Regions from separate parts of the Mus musculus genome. Here region 1 is linked to region 2. A link is a loop called in an ENCODE intact Hi-C map of the cell type or tissue named here. Cell type or tissue: left cerebral cortex. All regions are shown on one strand. Links, peaks and the distances in the headings refer to the core of each region. The heading gives the core; the rest is flanking DNA.

Region 1 (5,000 bases), core at 1-5,000, 81 kb before region 2:
AGTTCAGATTGCCATGTTAAAATAGTGATTACTACGTGGCTTGAGAGATGGCTCAGCCATTAAGAGCACTGACTGCTCTTCCACAGGTCCTGAGTTCAATTCCCAGCAACCATATGGTGGCTCACAACATCTGTAATGGGATCTGATGCCCTTCTGTGTCTGAAGAGAGTGACAGTGTACTCACATACATTAAATAAATCCTTTTTAAAAGAATTTTTAAAAATAGTGATTACTATCACAAACAGGAGACAAAAGGAGTTAAAGTCAAACACAGTACTGGATAGCATGCTCGTCTGGGTTGGATATTCAAGAGTGGCAGTCTTCAAGCCCAGCGTGGTGGCGCACGCCTTTAATCCCAGCACTCAGAAGACAGAGGCAGGCAGATTTCTGAGTTCGAGGCCAGCCTGGTCTACAAAGTGAGTTCCAGGATAGCCAGGGCTATACAGAGAAACCCTGTCTCAAACACCCCCCCCCCAAAAAAAAGTGGCAGTCTTCAGCATCTAGATGGTATTGAAATTACAAGAGTAAAAATAGGAAAATGTGGGCTGGAGAGATGGCTCAGCAGTTAAGAGCACTGACTGCTATACCGAAGGTCCTGAGTTCAATTCCCAGCAACCACATGGTGGCTCACAACCATCCATAATGAGATCTGGCACCCTCTTCTGGTGTGTCTGAAGACAGCAACAGTGTACTCATATACATAAAATAAATAAATCTTAAAAATAGGAAAATGTAGAAGCTAAATATTTCATAAGACTCAACAATGAGACATTCCTATCTCCTACTTGTTTTTCTTAAAACAAAACTGGTTTAACTTTTAGAGCTATAACGTACTAAAATCATCATGTGGATCCATAAAACAGCAATGAACTTAAAAAGATGCTGTTACACCAGTATTTTCAGAAGAAAAAGAAATGAGCCCCATTCACAGGAATAATGGGGATTAAAACACCCCCAAAATTTACATGTTACATAGCCTTGCAGTTAAATGCACCCGTATATGGATCCAGGATGTCTGGGTTTTAACTGTTTGGGGCCTTGGAACAAGGCATTTACTACGTACAAGTCTCCTCAAGTAATCGGCTGGCAATAACTTGCATGGGTTGTTGTAAAAAAATAAATGCTTCAAATTTAGGACTAAAAAATTGTTTTATCTGGACATAATAGCACACACACTTTTCCCAGCGCTCAGGAAGCAGAGGCAGAAGGATCTCTCCGAGTTCCAGGCAAGTCTTATTTATATAGTGAGTTCCAGGCCACCCAGAGAGAGCTACATAGTGAGACACTGTCTCAAACAAACATACTAAAAAGTTACCTATTTCGTTATTGTTGAAACAAACGTTAGGAGTAAAAGATTCTTCAGCTAAGCATTCAGTTTTCTAATATCTTAATTCAAAAGAAAGACAAAATATTTCCTTAAACGCAGTTCTTTTAACTAAGGACTTGCAACTCAAAAACACAGTCCAGTATCCCCAGTGACAAAATCAACTTTGGGATTACAGAAGGAAGTAACCTAGTCCTGGTCCTCGTTCACAAAGAGCTGTATCCACCTGTGACACAGACAACCAAGGTTCAAGCCCTCCTAACCAATTTAGTTCTCTGCGGATTCCTTCTGTAAAATGTATTTATGTCTGAAGACGGGAAAAGGTAAAACTACGCTTCTGAATGGGAGAACTAAGACTCCTCTACACAGACTTCTCCAGAAGGACTGTATTTCCTTTCCCCAAGTACCCAAGAGGACCCTAGAGAAACTCTGGTGGGTGGTGGGGAACAGCAACCTACGTTCACCTAGCACCCACCCCCACCCTGCCACTGGCAACAAAGCGCCAGCGCAAAGCAGCTCCATTCTCTTTTCCACACTCGCAGGGCTCCTGGGCCCGGCCTAGGGTGTCCAGCCTCCAGCCTCTGGTGGCTGGGCCAGAGGAATCAGAGAAGCAGAAACAATAGGGCCGTGGCGGCCGCCGTACCTCTCCCGGTCGCGGCCGTCGAAATAGACGAAATCACCGCTCTGGACGCACTTGGCGCAAGTCAACCGCCGGCGAGTGGTGTTGCACAGAGGACACCGCTCAACAGCCACGTAAAGGCCCTCGGCGTCGTCCACCGAGTCCACCAGGTCCCGTGCTAGCGCCCGCGGCCCAAAACCAGGAGCCTCGGGCGTCCAAGATCCCTTCCCACTGGGAGACGCCATGATGATCTGAGCTCAGGGCCAGTCACGTGGGATTTTGTTTTTATCCAGGTGCATCCTGGGCTCGGAGGCGGGGCCTGAAGGCCGGGGCGGGAAAGGGGGCGGTCCAGAGGTTGGGGCTGGAGCTCAGAGGCGGAGAATCTAGGAACCAGGGATCTTCTTGTCCTACTTCCCACACTCCTTGGCGGCTGCGCAGTTCAACCCTTGGAGTGGCGCCAAACGAAGCCTCTACGTTATGCAAAATACAGTAATAAGTGCCCAAGCATTCTCAGTGAAGGTGCGGGAACAGAACAAGGGATTTCATTTCATTCATTAAGGTTACTTTTAGGTTTTGGGCTAAAACTGCAAGGAGCAAGGTTGGGAGAGAGTTGGATCTCAAACTAACTGAAGTTTGACTCACCTTCCTTCTTAAAAGCTGTGGAATTTGAAGAAAATCTTTTAACGCCTCTGCCCGACTTTGTCTTGGTTGGGGATATACTTGCTATACCTCCATAACCAGAGAGGGTTGAGCAAAAACCTCCCATAGCAGGCTAACACTCCCGACATCAGTAAAAACAAACAAACAAACAAACAAACAAACTGAAGATGTAAATCAAAGATAAATGTGGGGTTTTTTTCTTTTCTTTTCTTTTTTTTTTTTTTTTTTGAGACAGGATAGCCCTGGCTGTCCTGGAACTCACTCTGTAGACCAGGCTGACCTCGAACTCAGAAATCTGCCTGCCTCTGCCTCCCAAGTGCTGGGCGCACGCCCGGCGATAAATGTTTTTGAAATCAGCTTTTAATGGATAGTGCTTCTACGTAGCCTCCATTTCCCTCGAGTTCCAGTCCTCCTGTGGCAGCCTCGTGAGCTAACAGATTTCAAGCGTGTAATCACAGAAATCTAGCTGTAAGCACAGCCAGAAAACTGAGTTCTATTGGCTTCTGTCCTTCCCTCTCCTCTGGGTCATGTTCTAAGAGAATTTGAACTCGATAGTTAGGATTTCCTCCTAAGATTCTTCAGAAAGGATTTTCTCTTAGCGCGGGTCGCTTGCGTGTAGCAGCAGCCGCTCCGGTCACCGTCACGAGGGGCGGGCAGCGGCGGGGTCGACAGCTAGTGGGGTGCAGCGCTCGCCAGTGGTCGCGATGAGTTTACCCCTCAATCCCAAGACTTCTCTCAATGGACTGACAGGAAAGCCAGTGATGGTGAAACTTAAGTGGGGCATGGAGTACCTGGTCTCCATGGATGGCTACATGAACATGCAGCTTGCAAATACAGAAGAGTACATAGATGGGGAGCTGTCTGAACATCTAGGTGAAGTTCTAAAAAGGTGTAATAATGTCCTCTACATCAGAGGCATTGAAGAAGAAGAGGAAGATGGGGAAATGAGAGAGTAGCATCTTGGAGGATTTTATATATATTCTATACAATAAAGATTTGGGTGGTTTTTTTTTTTTTTTTCAAAAAAAAAAGATTCTTCAGAAAGAGGAGGTTTATATCAGAAAAAAAATTTTTTTTGATATGCCTCTAAACCATAGAAGGGAACAGAAGTAAAGCCGGAGGTCCAGTTGGACCAATGATTCTCAAGAATGGCTTCATCAGGGTGTCCACTGATAAGGTCTGAACTCTTTCTCCCAAGTCACACTGCCAGCACTCAGAGCTGCCTGCTGGGTACCAACTGATGTTTTCCTCACACTCCACCTTGAGACTGAAGTCTGCCTTAGAAAGGACAGGGTCAGTAGCCATGTAGGGCCTAGAGCCTGGGTTATAGGAGCCAGTTGCCTATAATCAAAAGTTGGTGACTACAACCTGGCTAACTTTGCCCCTTCTCCAGGGTCTGTTTAAATACAATTGGGATTAGAAGAGTAATCAAAAAAAGAAAAATAAAAAAAATCAAGCCAGGGCTACACAGAGAAACCCTGTCTTGAAAAACAAACAACAACAACAAAAAACAAAAAAACAAAAAAATCAAACTCCCTGTATCATTTTCCAAATAGTTTCCCCTAAACTTGAACAGTTTTTGAAAGTTTAAAATTGGCTAGACCATGTTTTTAAAACAAGGCAAAACCCAAACAAAAACAATAACCTTTTAGTGTGTGAATAACTTGGAATATCTGGAGTCATAAGACCCATCCTTCAGAGATACAGAGCTAGAAAGGAATCCAGAAGGAAATATGACAGTGGTTACCTGATTTAGCTCCAGGCCTAATGAGGGAGAAGATCCAAAAGGAGGACCAACCAGAACTCAGGATCATGGATGAGCTGTACAGCTTTTATTAAAGAATAACACAAGCTGGGCGTGATGGCGCATGCCTTTGATCCCGGCACTCAGGAGGCAGAGGCAGGCGGATCTCTGAGTTCGAGGCCAGCCTGGTCTGCAAAGTGAGCTCCAGGACAGCCAGGGCTACACAGAGAAACCCTGTCTTGAAAAACAAAACAAAGGCCGGGCGTGGTGGTGCACGCCTTTAATCCCAGCACTCGGGAGGCAGAGGCAGGCGAATTTCTGAGTTCGAGGCCAGCCTGGTCTACAGAGTGAGTTCCAGGACAGCCAGGGCTATAAAGAGAAACCCTGTCTCGAAAAAAAAAACCCAAAAAAAAAAAAAAACCAAAAAAAAAAAAACAAACAAAACAAAAATAAATAAATAGATAGATAAATAAATAATTTTTTAAAAATGTGTTTGCTATCTCACTCTGAGACAGGGTTGGGATGTGGAACAATCAAAGGGAACCTGCAGTAAAGACTGAATTGATATGTTAATGAAAAACTGGGTATTTGGTCTGCAAAACATGAGCTATCCAGAGAGTTTTTACAATAGCAAGAGAAAGCTGTCTGGAAGA
Region 2 (11,201 bases), core at 3,262-8,261:
AACTTGTAATAAGGACACATGCTCCACTGTGTCATAGCCCCCTTATTTATAATAGCCAGAAGCTGGAAAGAACCCAGATGTCCCTCAACAGAGGAATGGATACAGAAAATGTGGTATATTTACACAATGGAATACTACTCAGCAATTAAAAACATCAATTTATGAAATTCTTAGGCAAATGGATGGATCTGGAGGACATCATCCTGAGTGAGGTAACCCAATCACAAAAGAACACACATGATATGCACTCACTGATGAGCAGATATTAGCCCAGAAACTTATTTTGTTTTTTTAAGATGTCTATCTAAGTCTTGGCTGTCCTAGAACTCACTATGAAGACCAGGCTGATCCTGAACTCACAGAGTTCTGGGATTATGCCACCATGCACAGCTAACACCCAGCATTTTTATCTAGTTTTGCCGATATAGACTTTACTGGATGGGCCACCTTTCCATCTCCCTAGACTCCCATAATTTAGTAATGTCATGGATAGATATTTTTATTACATTTATGTCTGTGCACAAAACACATGCCTGGTGCCAGCAAAGTTAAAACCTCCCCTGAACTGGAGTTACAGATGACTGTGAGCCAGTGCTCTTAACCACCCTAGTCTTTGTATTTACAACACAAACACGAGGAACTGAGCTTGGATCTAGTATGTACATAAATTTGAGTGTGGTATGTACACCTCTGACCCTAGTGTGGTGGATTCTGGGTTTCTTGGGTAGCTAATCTAGCCAAAATGGAAAGCTCCAGGTTCAGTGAAAGACCTTGTCTCAAGAAACAAGGTGGAGACATGATTGAAGAAGGCATCCTGATGTCATTCTCTGGCCACACATACACATACATGTGCACACACAGGAGGTGGGGGAGAGAGGGGAGAAAGATGATGTGTATATATATATCTATATATATAATATATAGATATATATATAGAGGAAAAAGATGATATATATGTCTCTCTCTCTCTTAGAGAGAGCAGAAAAGAAGGATAAAAGCCAGGTGGTGGTGCAAATCTTTAATCTCAACCCTTAGGAGACAGAGGCAGGTAGGTTTATGTATGTTCCAGACCAGCCAGGTCTACAAAGAGAGTTCTAGGACAGTCAGGGCTACACTCAGAGAGACCCTGTCTCTACAAAACAAAACAAAACAAAACAAAACAAAAACAAACAAACAAACAAAAAACCCAAACCAAACCAAAAACAGAAACACCCCCCCACCCCCAAACCAATGCCCAGGGGTGGGGAAGTAAAGAGTTGAGATGAGCGGAAGTGTGCAACCTCAGCACTTTCCCATCAAGTTGCTGCCAAGGAAGCACTGCTGTCATTAAACACGTTCAAGCCACTGACGATGGCTGTGAACAGAAAGACAGAGTGAAGGGACAACCTTACTTTATCTTCAAACATTTTCTTTCTAGGGTACAAAAGAGGTTTGAGTGTCATCAAGGATGTACTTTGAAATATAGGGATGGATTCTACCTGACATAGCTAATAAGATCCACTCTAAAGCAAATGTATTGCCTATTTTTAATGTTTGGGAAAACAAGGTGAATGATTGGCTGTCCCATTTTTTCTAGGGTTGAGGGATTCTCTAGGATATGATTCCATGAAAAAACCAATAAAGTCTAAGACACAACCAACACATGGGTGGGTGACTGTCTCATAACCTGGTTATGAGAGAACTGATCAGGGGATAGATGTTGCTAACAGAGATCTATGACCCCCAACTCAGAAGACATACCCCTCTTGTATTGCTTGATGGTTTTAGAAACAAAGAAGACAAGACAAGATGGAGGCCTTAAGTTTCTGCAGATGTAAGCAGATGTCTCCTGGTAAATGCCCTCAGGGATCTTGCACGTTCTGTCTGCAATTGGCAGCCCTCTGGAGATGATCCCCCCCGCCCCCCGAGAGCAAAATTCCAGTGCTGCAAGCCACCATCTCTCCTGCTCATCGCTGGAAATGGGTCTTTAACAGCCATTTCCCATCACTCCATCACGTTAGCTACTTCTGGTAAATACTTCGGGCCTTAGCTGCAGCATGAGTCTTTCTGCTGGGAAGTGGGTTCCCATCTCAGAAACCATGCTGTCTTGTAATTCAGAAAAGTCACGTGACTGAAGCCAAAGCACGAGGGGTTTTTCAAGAATCATCCGTGGTGTCACATGACAGACAGGCTCTACCAAATGAACTCTAAGATGCTTTGTGGCCGGGAATGTCACTGGTCACTTTGCTAAGGAGTGCAGCAGAACCCTGCTGTGGGTATAGAAACAAATTGGCAGGAATGGTATCTAATGGGTAGATACACACTGCCTAGTGGGTGTTCAGTTTCAGACCCAAGGAAAGGAAGGGGCTGAGGTGCATATTTTATATATCAAAGCAGACCTGGCCTCCAGGTTCTCCCCGCATCTTCCAGTCTCAACGTGGCAAACCCAGACCCTAAACTTTTGTTCTCTCTCTCTCTTCCTCAATCCCTCCCTCCCTCTCCCCCTCTCCCCATGGCGACTCCCCTGGCCTCCATCCTCGGGGCCAGTGAACTTCCTGCAGAGCAACTTCTCAATAAACCCGCCTTTACTATAATCTAGTCTGGCTTGAATTGGCTCATTTCGCTGGTGGACATATAACCCATCAGTGGGTACTTCTCACATAACTGAGAGCCAGGGAGAGCTAGAGTGACAGGGCAAGAATGAGAGCAGAGAGCTCCAGTGCGGAGAGCAAGACATGTGAACAAGAGAGCCAGCAGAGGAGATTGATGGAATGGAGGCCCCTTAGGACGCCAGAGGGCTGCCGGCCAGAGCTCTGTGTCACCCGGCTTGTCATCAGGAAAAATCATTTTGTAGCCTTCACAGAATAACAACTTGAAATAGAGCTTGGACTCTGCTCCTTTTTTTTTTTTTTTTTTTAAACTGTGACATTCTCCAAACAATATATATGAGTTCCAAAAAGTAGCTTTTAAAACTGTTGAACCAGCAAAACATGGTGGCGGGTGTCTATTCAACAGTGGCGTCCTAGAAGGGGAAGCCTCTTGAAAGTTTAGGGGTCCAGTTGAGTCGTTTCTCTCTCCATCTAGTCTCAGGGTCTCTCAGTGATGCAGTGGAATTTTCTTGCTGGAACTTGCTCTGTAGAGCAGGCTGGCCTCGAATTCAGAGATCCTCATGCCCCTGCCTCCCTGGGATTAAGGGCTTGTGCCACTAAGGCCAGGAGTGGGATTTAAGAGGGAATTTAGAGCTTTAAGATCAGTGGCTCCAAGAGACAGTGGGTCCAAAAACTTGGCATAATGTTAATTCTGTCCGGGCGTGAGGCTGGTGGATCTCTGAGTTTGAGGCCAGCCTGGTCTACAGAGTGAGTTCCAGGACAGCCAGGGCTACACAGAGAAACCCGGTCTCATAAAACCAAAACCAAAACCAAAAAAAAAAAGATTCCCAAACAAAGGGCACAGCGCAAGCCCCTATGGATCCAACAGTTCCTCTGTTTGAGAGCTGGTTCCTTGTAGATCTGCAGCTGAACTTTCTGAGAACCTTCTTCCTCCTTTATTCAGATGAAGGCAGGCATCCTTCCAGCCTCCCTTCCAGTACTGTGAGCTGCTTTACTTCAATGCTTATCTCTGCCTTCCCTGAGCTGGCTGAGTGAGATACAATCTCTTACTCAGATGCTACTCTGATCTCTACAGAACTCCCCAATTCTGGGAAGCCTACATGGTCAAAACAGGAATGGGCAGGCGCCTCTTCATCTATCAATATATTGCATGCCTTCAAATCTTCCCCAAAATCCGTTAAGAAGAAAACTGGTACAAGCTAAAAGCAGTAAACTGTGCTTTTTGTCCGGGGGGGGGGGGGGGGCGCAGGGGGGAGGGGAGAAATAGTCTTTCGGTAGCTACATTATACCTTATAGTTTTCAATAAGGTTTAATTTCTGATTGTTTTAAGAGATAACTCAGATGGGGAGTGCTAATTCCTTTTAGCAAGTTAGTTGTGGGTTTCAGCGACATGGACATGACATCGGTGAGTAGTGAGCAGCAGTCACAGTTAATTATAACTTAGGTTAATTATGTGTGTTAACTATAGTTAATTATGTTACATTTTACTATACTTCAAAACTTAGAGGATTAGTCTTAAATACCAATAGGGCTTGCCACCTGTAACATATCTAGTACATCTTTTTGTTTTGATGTGAGCAATTAGAAAGCTTATAGGAAGGAAGCATCCAGCTGTTCCCCTTTGAGAAGTCAAAGTTCATCCGAATAGAAGTGGCTGGCGCATTTATACTTCTGTATCGACTATAAGAAGTAAGACGTTTGGAGGATTGCTTCCCTAAAGACCATGCTACTATGTAACTTACGAAGGAACCTATGTATCATTTGTATGCAAATGATGGTGTCCTTTTCCTAATGTCAGAAAAAAAAATCTAACTGGAAACTTTTTTGTGGGTGGAGGGGGCGCAATTACAGAGTTGTTTGTAAGCTATTCAAGAACCTTTACATTCCATTACAGAAATGATACAGTTACACTTTGTATTAAGCTACTAATGGCCTCACTTCCCAACAAAGCCAAATCTTCTGGCACTTACAGGTTCAAGAGACAGCAGCTCAGAAACAGTGTTTTGCTGGCCTTGGAGCTGGTGAGTGCTGAATAATACTCATGAGAAAGGAAAAGAGCAAGCTCCTTGAGAAGTGGTGATTGGACACTGGTGGAATTCTCAATACCTCATCAGGCTGTTGCTACAAACGCTTCAGCTTTCATTTCTGCTTTGAAGAGCTCTGAAAGCTTGGGCGGAAATCATTCGAACGCAGACAGATGCGCAGCATTCTTGTAACTAGCCTATGATGAGGACATTCTCTGTTGTTAATGTTGAGACTTATCTGATGCTCCAATCATTAAGGATTGCTCCTGGGTAATGGTAATGGTGAGTCTGATTCTATTTCTCTACCCCACACTCTAGAAGCGTGCCAATCATTTGGTAACTTTTGAGGAGAGTTTAGAGTATGTTGTAGATATGTTCAGGGCAGTGACTGGCGTTGTCTGAGATAATAATAATAATAATAATAATAATAATAATAATAATAAAACACTAAAAAGCAACACCGGAGAAAAAGCTTCCATCCTCGCAGCAAAGAGCAGAGAGACGCAGAGATTCTGGTCAACCCCTCTTAGCGCTGCAGTTTCTAGTTATTTAACCTTGCTTAAGGAATGGCCAGCAGCCAGCAAGCATTGCAGCCTTACAATATTTGCACACAACTTATTTAGGTCGGCTCTATAAATTCCTCGTTTTGCGGATTTCGGAGGAGAAATCCCAGCCGTGTGTGTGTGTGTGTGTGTGTGTGTGTGTGTGTGTGTGTGTGTGTGTGTGTGTGTGTATGTCTAGCAACTTGGAGTACGGTTAAAAGGAATCAACCCGTGTCGGGGGCCAAGTGGTACTTTTGTGCGAGGGTCACGTGAGACCAAGGCCGACTGGGGGAGGCAGAGTAGGGTTGAATGGATGAAGGGATTCCGCAGGGACTTCCAGGCGGAGGGTGACGTCTCTGCAGCCCAGCGCGGGGCATCTGGAGGCCGCCGGCTGCGCGGACCTGTCCCTTTAAGGGGCCGGTCTCCGGGCCCCTCTGGCCGCGACGCCCGGACGTGCGGAGCCGCCCCGCCCCGAAGCCGCCCGTTTCCTGCGGGGCGGCGCGACGGCACCTGAGCTACTGCGGCGGGGCCTGGGAGCGCGCTGACCAGGAGGTAGAGCTCGCGCCGCTGCATCGTCCCGGCCTGGTACCCGGCTGCGCAGGGTGAGGAGCAGGGCCGGGGACTCCAGGGCGCGCGGGCGCGGGGCGCAGGGCGGGGGGCTGCGCTCGCGGGGTAGGCCTCGCACGGAGGTCGCAGTGTGCAGCGTCCGCCCAGGCCGCGCCGCCGCCGGCCCGCTCCGAGGATCCGCCTGCGGGTTCGGGCTCCAGGGTTCTGGCTCGGCGATCTCCCCGTGGCTGCAAGGTCCGATCCCAGGTCCGCGAGTGGCCGGAGCTCCCCGGCCATCTCCTCTGAGGGCGAGGTCGATCCGCCAGGGCCGCGGGGTGACCGAGGAGCCTATTTTTAGCTGGGCTCGCAGGCCCCAGGGCGGGCTGGCGGATTAAGGCTCTGATGAGGGTGACCAGAGGGAGCGCCTCGCCTCGCCTCGGGCGCCCTGGGCTCGGGCTGGGCCACGCGTGCGCCATGCTGGAGCGGCTCTCCCCTCGCTTGTCCCGGAGCGCCGCCCCTCCCACCACCCGGTCCTGGGAGTTAGGGGAAATCCTGCGAAGTTCTCCCTCTCTCCCAGGGGTGTGTCCGCCTTGGTGTCCAACAATAGAATTTGGGGTGTCCCGGATCTGGCCGCTTTTGGCGTAAGGGAGCAGAGTTCGGCCATCCGAGACCGGGGCTTGGGAAGCAGCGTTCTCTTCTTTGTCCGGCTGCCTCTCGGTTTAGGTCAAAAAGTGCGCTGTTTAGTGTCTTCGGGTCCTTCTGGGAGGAGGCGGAAACCCGGATTCTAACAGCAGGGCCACTGCTAGAAGTGGATTCCTTAGCAGCTATGTGGATTAGCATAGCTTCAGAAGCTGCGGGCCGAATAGAATAGTTCAAAGTTTTGGAGTGTTCTGAGAAATTGACAGCTCCACACCCAGGTAAAGAGGAGCTCCCCAAAGGTGAACTAGACATTGAGTTGTGTAGCAGGTGACTTAGGGGTGATTTAACTTTTTTTTTTTTTTTTTGCCTGAATTAGGTTGCACTTGTTTTCTCCCCTCACCCGCAAGCACTGGCAGCAGTGGCTCTGGTGTGGGTAAAAGCATTTGGTGATGAGACCTGAGATAATCTGTCCATGCTGCCCTGGGGCATTCCGGCTGACCTGTGTTCTGTATGTGCCGCGGTAGCCTTTCATATCTGATGTGTTGCTTGGTAAATAAGCCTCTTTCCCATTCCACCTTTCTTTTAGAGACCTTACACGAAATAGCTAGGCTTAATTATGTAGGTTCTTTCCCCATGCCAACCCTGAGTTAGAAACGTCTCTGAATTTTGTAGCCCTCAGTAGACATACATGTCTTAATTATCAGGTGCATTAGAGAATAAGGTGTTCTACATTACTGAGACACACACTCAAATATATCGGGAAAATTCCTCAAGTGTATTAAACACTTTAATATCACAAAGGATACCCAGTATATAATCCTTTCTTGATTCATTGTCAGCATTATGGAAAGCCGTTGGTTTGTTTTATTTTATTGGTATATTTCTATGACCTCCCTAAGTATTAGCAGCCTCTTTCTCTGATATAGTTTCCCCCTAAACAAATCTAATAAGCAAAATCCACACAAACCCCTCACCCCCCGAGCAGTGTACAGGCTTGCTAGTTTGTAGGTTTTGATCTTTTGTTAGATTTTGATAAAGACCTAACAAGTAAAGGGCTTGTTCTGAGGCTCAGCTTCTAGAGGACGCATGGTAAGATTGACCGTCAGTCAGTCTTTAGCTGGAATTTTACTTGAACTCTTTGGAGGATGTATCGTTTTTCCAGGGAGGGACTCACTGGGGTCAGCCAGAAACTTGAGCATGCCATATATACTTTTGACACCTCTAGCCCTCGAATATGTATTTTTGTTTGTATGCCTACTATGCTTTTTTTTTAATGGCCAAATTTTTAATTAAAAAGATTTTTTCAATACTTTGTAAAAAATAAAAATTAGTAAACTCAGTGGTTCCAGGAGAGTTTGCTTTAGGAATCTGACCTCATGTGTAATAAGGAATGGCAGGAGGTGGGGGCGGGGGAGGTACAAATGTTCAGGTGTTTGAAAGTAACCTCTTACGCATGTGGTTTTAAAGGTCTCTGAAGGCAAATCCAGAGTATCCCTAGAGACCAGAAGTAACTGTCCAGAAGTCGCAGTGACCTCTCATGTATAAATGGACTGCATCCCCCATCATTGCTGCTCCAGTTCTAAGGGACAGAGTCTGGGGTGTTCTGATGAAAAAGATACGATGTATTTGTTAGCAGCTGGGGAAAATTGGTTTAAGATTATGAAGGATATGGTTCCTATAAATAGAAACTTAGGGGGAAACTTTAGGTGCCAGGAACCAGAGTTTGAGTAACTTAAGCCATCACTAAAGTCTAGAAGAGAAAAGTAATAATTTACAAGTGTTTGTCAAGTGCATGAATTGGTGCTGACAGCCTTAAATTGCTTTTAAGCCTTTTCAGTTAAAAAAAAAATGCTGTTTGTCATGATAGTGTCTTTGATCACTCCCAAGGGCAGAGCAGGTGGATCTCGGACAGACCAAAGTAAAAATAAAAAGGGTTGTGAGCTTTAGCCTTGAAATGATTTCCTCCTACCCCCTTTAAAAGAAAGGGTCCGGTCTCTACCATGGAGATTATTTGTATCCCATGTTCATTCACTATAGCAAAGAGTTGGAATCAACCTAGTTGTCTGTTAGTGGGTAAGTGCATAATGAAAATTAGGTCTCTCTGTAAAAGAGTACTATTCACCTCTAAAGAAAAATGATGTAAAAACATTTGCAGGAAAATGGACAGACTTGGAATGTATGCTAATAATCAAGGTCCCTCAATCTCAGAAGGAATTAACTGAGTGTTCTCTCTCCTAAGTGGAGTCCAAACAGTTGTATCTGTGTAGACGTAAACTAGTGCATATGCAGGCACAGCCAACATGAAGAAAAGAGAACAAGAAAAGCTAAATATAAGGATGAGGAAGGACTGCGTGCAGGTGTTAGGTGAGTTTAGGGTTAAGACATGATTGAGGTTATAAGGCCAATTGCTTTTCTTGTTCTAAGTCTGTCATGGTTTTGGTTTTTTTTTTTTTTTTTTGGTCTTGTTTTGTCTTTGATGGTGGTTAATGGTGGTTAAGTGCATAAAATGTATTTGATACCGAAAGTGTAAAATTTAATGTGAAACTTCACAACTTCCATTTCAAAATGTCAATATTAACTATAGAAGTTCATTAAGTTATATAGACTTTGGCTGTGGTTAATTTTGGCATTTGATGTTTTTGCTTGAAAAAGTTTTAAAAAAAGTTAAAGTTTATAAAATAAATTAATAAACACTTTGGTACTAAAAAGAAAGGTGCTGACCGCATAGGTCTGACCTGGGTTTCTGCCACTGCCTCTTGAACAGTACACCCGACTCCTTGGGGCTTCTGCCTAGGTCTGACCTGGGTTTCTGCCACTGCCTCTTGAACAGTACACCCGACTCCTTGGGGCTTCTAACTGCTTTTATATTCGAAGAAGCAAGACAAACTTTCAATTAAAAAGAGTATTTTTTTTTTTTTTTTTTCTGAGACAGGGTTTCTCTGTGTAGCCCTGGCTGTCCTGGAACTCACTTTGTAGACCAGGCTGGCCTCGAACTCAGAAATCTGCCTGCCTCTGCTACATTAGATCACATTCTACTACTGTGCATTTCATTTACCCTTTTGACTCCAGGCCCCATGGCCTGAATTTGCAACCTCGCCCCATTCTTCCTCGCAGTATGGGATTGTAAGTATATGCCATGACAACTGATTTTTTTTCTTTGTTTAACCCATGTGTTTAAGGCAGTGTCTGGCTCATAATAGGTGCTAAGTAAGAAGTTGTCAAATGAATTAAGCCTGTATCTTGCAGTTCCTTTTCTTTGGTGGATATTGCATTCTGGATACACGTAGCTACTAGTTTGTTCCTTTCCTAGGAATTTTTAGAGAACAGAAGAGAGTGCCAGGGAGTCTCTGGAAACCTTTTGGTAGAGGAAATAATGTTATACTGTGGTGGGGACTGAGTTACTCACGCCATATAATTAAAAAGGTACTTCAAACAGGGACTTAAAACACATATGTGCCTTAGTCAGGTGTAGTGGCATCTGCCTTTAATCCCAGCAACTCAGGGGGTCTGGGTAGAGAGAAGAAGCAGGTAGATCTTTGAGTTTGAGGTTAGCCTGGTCTACATAGTGAGTTCCAGGACAGCTAGAGCTACATAGTAAGACGCTGTCTCAAAAAAGCCAAAACCCAGACTCCACCAAGACAAAACATACATTCAATATTTGTGTACTTAAGGAATTTAACATTAATCTGTACCTGTATCTTTTTATTTAGACTAATCAATTTTCTTAGAACTAGTTTTCTGATTTTTCTTCTAGAGATTGTATTATAAAAGCATTATCTATAACTTCTTTTAAAATTAAAAAAAATTTTTTAAAAAGATTTATTTATTTATTCGATGTATATGAGTACACCTTTGCACCTTTGCTCTCTTCAGAGCACAAGAGAGAGCATCAGACCCCATTACAGATGGTTGTGAACCACCATGTGGTTGCTGGGAATTGAACTCAGGACCTCTGCGAGAGCAGTTGGTGCTCTTAACCGCTGAGCCATCTTTCCAGCCTCTATAACTTCTAATATTGTTTTTTTAAAAAAACTAGAATGAAAATGTTGGTAACAAAATCCTGGAGCTGGGCGTGGTGGTGCACACCTTTAATCCCAGCACTCGGGAGGCAGAGGCAGGCGGATTTCTGAGTTCGAGGCCAGCCTGGTCTACAAAGTGAGGTCCAGGACAGCCAGGGCTATACAGAGAAACCCTGTCTCGAAAAACCAAAACAAAACAAAACAAAACAAAAACCAAAAAAATATCCTGGAGTTTTCCAATCCTTCAAAAGGTCTTGGTTTTATTTTCCTATATTTAGCTTTTGTCAGACATTAGTCATCTTTTTCAGAAGAAGGAAATGCAGTGTATTCAGGGGTTGGTCATGGTAGCACCATCGTGAGTAAACTTGGTAGTAGGCCTAGGTCTCCACTGCTAGGGAGAAGGAAGGCTACTTGTCCACATTTTCTCTCTCTCTCTTTCTCTCTCTCTCTTTCTCTCTCTCTCTCTTTCTCTTTCTCTCTTTCTCTCTTTCTCTCTTTCTCTCTCTCTCTCTTTCTTTCTTTCTTCCTTTCTTTCTTCCTTTCTTCCTTTCTTTCTTTTCTGTTTTCTTTCTTTTTTCAGAGGGGATATGAGATTCAGTGGGAACATTGTCTATCAGGACACACATTCATATGCTACCTGCTCACTGGAAATGTGGGACAGTTCTTTACTCTTACCCAGGAACTAGGTGAGTTGCCATGGAAGCAGTGATTCTCTGGGTGCTGAAAGGAGACCTGCAGGTTTTCGGCCTTGGTCACCCTGAGGGTTATGGAAGTTCTTTCTCCTTGTCTGTAACTGCATGCCTTCAGTGATGCTCTGGAGAGCGGGAGAAGGACCGGTGGCTT

The links. Hi-C counts contacts between places; a loop is a spot of excess contacts. Peaks named below come from ENCODE experiments on the same cell type or tissue, not always from the same donor. Only the 100,000 strongest peaks of a DNase experiment are listed, where the experiment ranks them.
Region 1: a loop joins it to region 2, with 9 times the contacts of the local background. A loop is called at or near these places in 5 of 42 quality-filtered maps.

Annotation. Positions count from the first base shown.
Region 1 is chr14:47,566,219-47,571,218 of GRCm38, forward strand. Atg14 (autophagy related 14) reads right to left here and starts at 2,216. Exons shown (of 10, transcript NM_172599.4): 1 at 1,968-2,216. The coding sequence starts at 2,188. It also overlaps the pseudogene Gm6616. In left cerebral cortex, for the core only: a CTCF peak has its summit at 651 (motif pointing left); a DNase peak (open chromatin) is centred at 2,308; H3K4me3 peaks cover 1,537 bases; H3K27ac peaks cover 989 bases.
Region 2 is chr14:47,643,684-47,654,884 of GRCm38, forward strand. It overlaps Ktn1 (kinectin 1), which reads left to right and starts at 5,628. Exons shown (of 39, transcript NM_001347527.1): 1 at 5,628-5,756. In left cerebral cortex, for the core only: a CTCF peak has its summit at 6,286; DNase peaks (open chromatin) are centred at 4,737, 5,507 and 6,264; H3K4me3 peaks cover 2,430 bases; H3K27ac peaks cover 1,035 bases.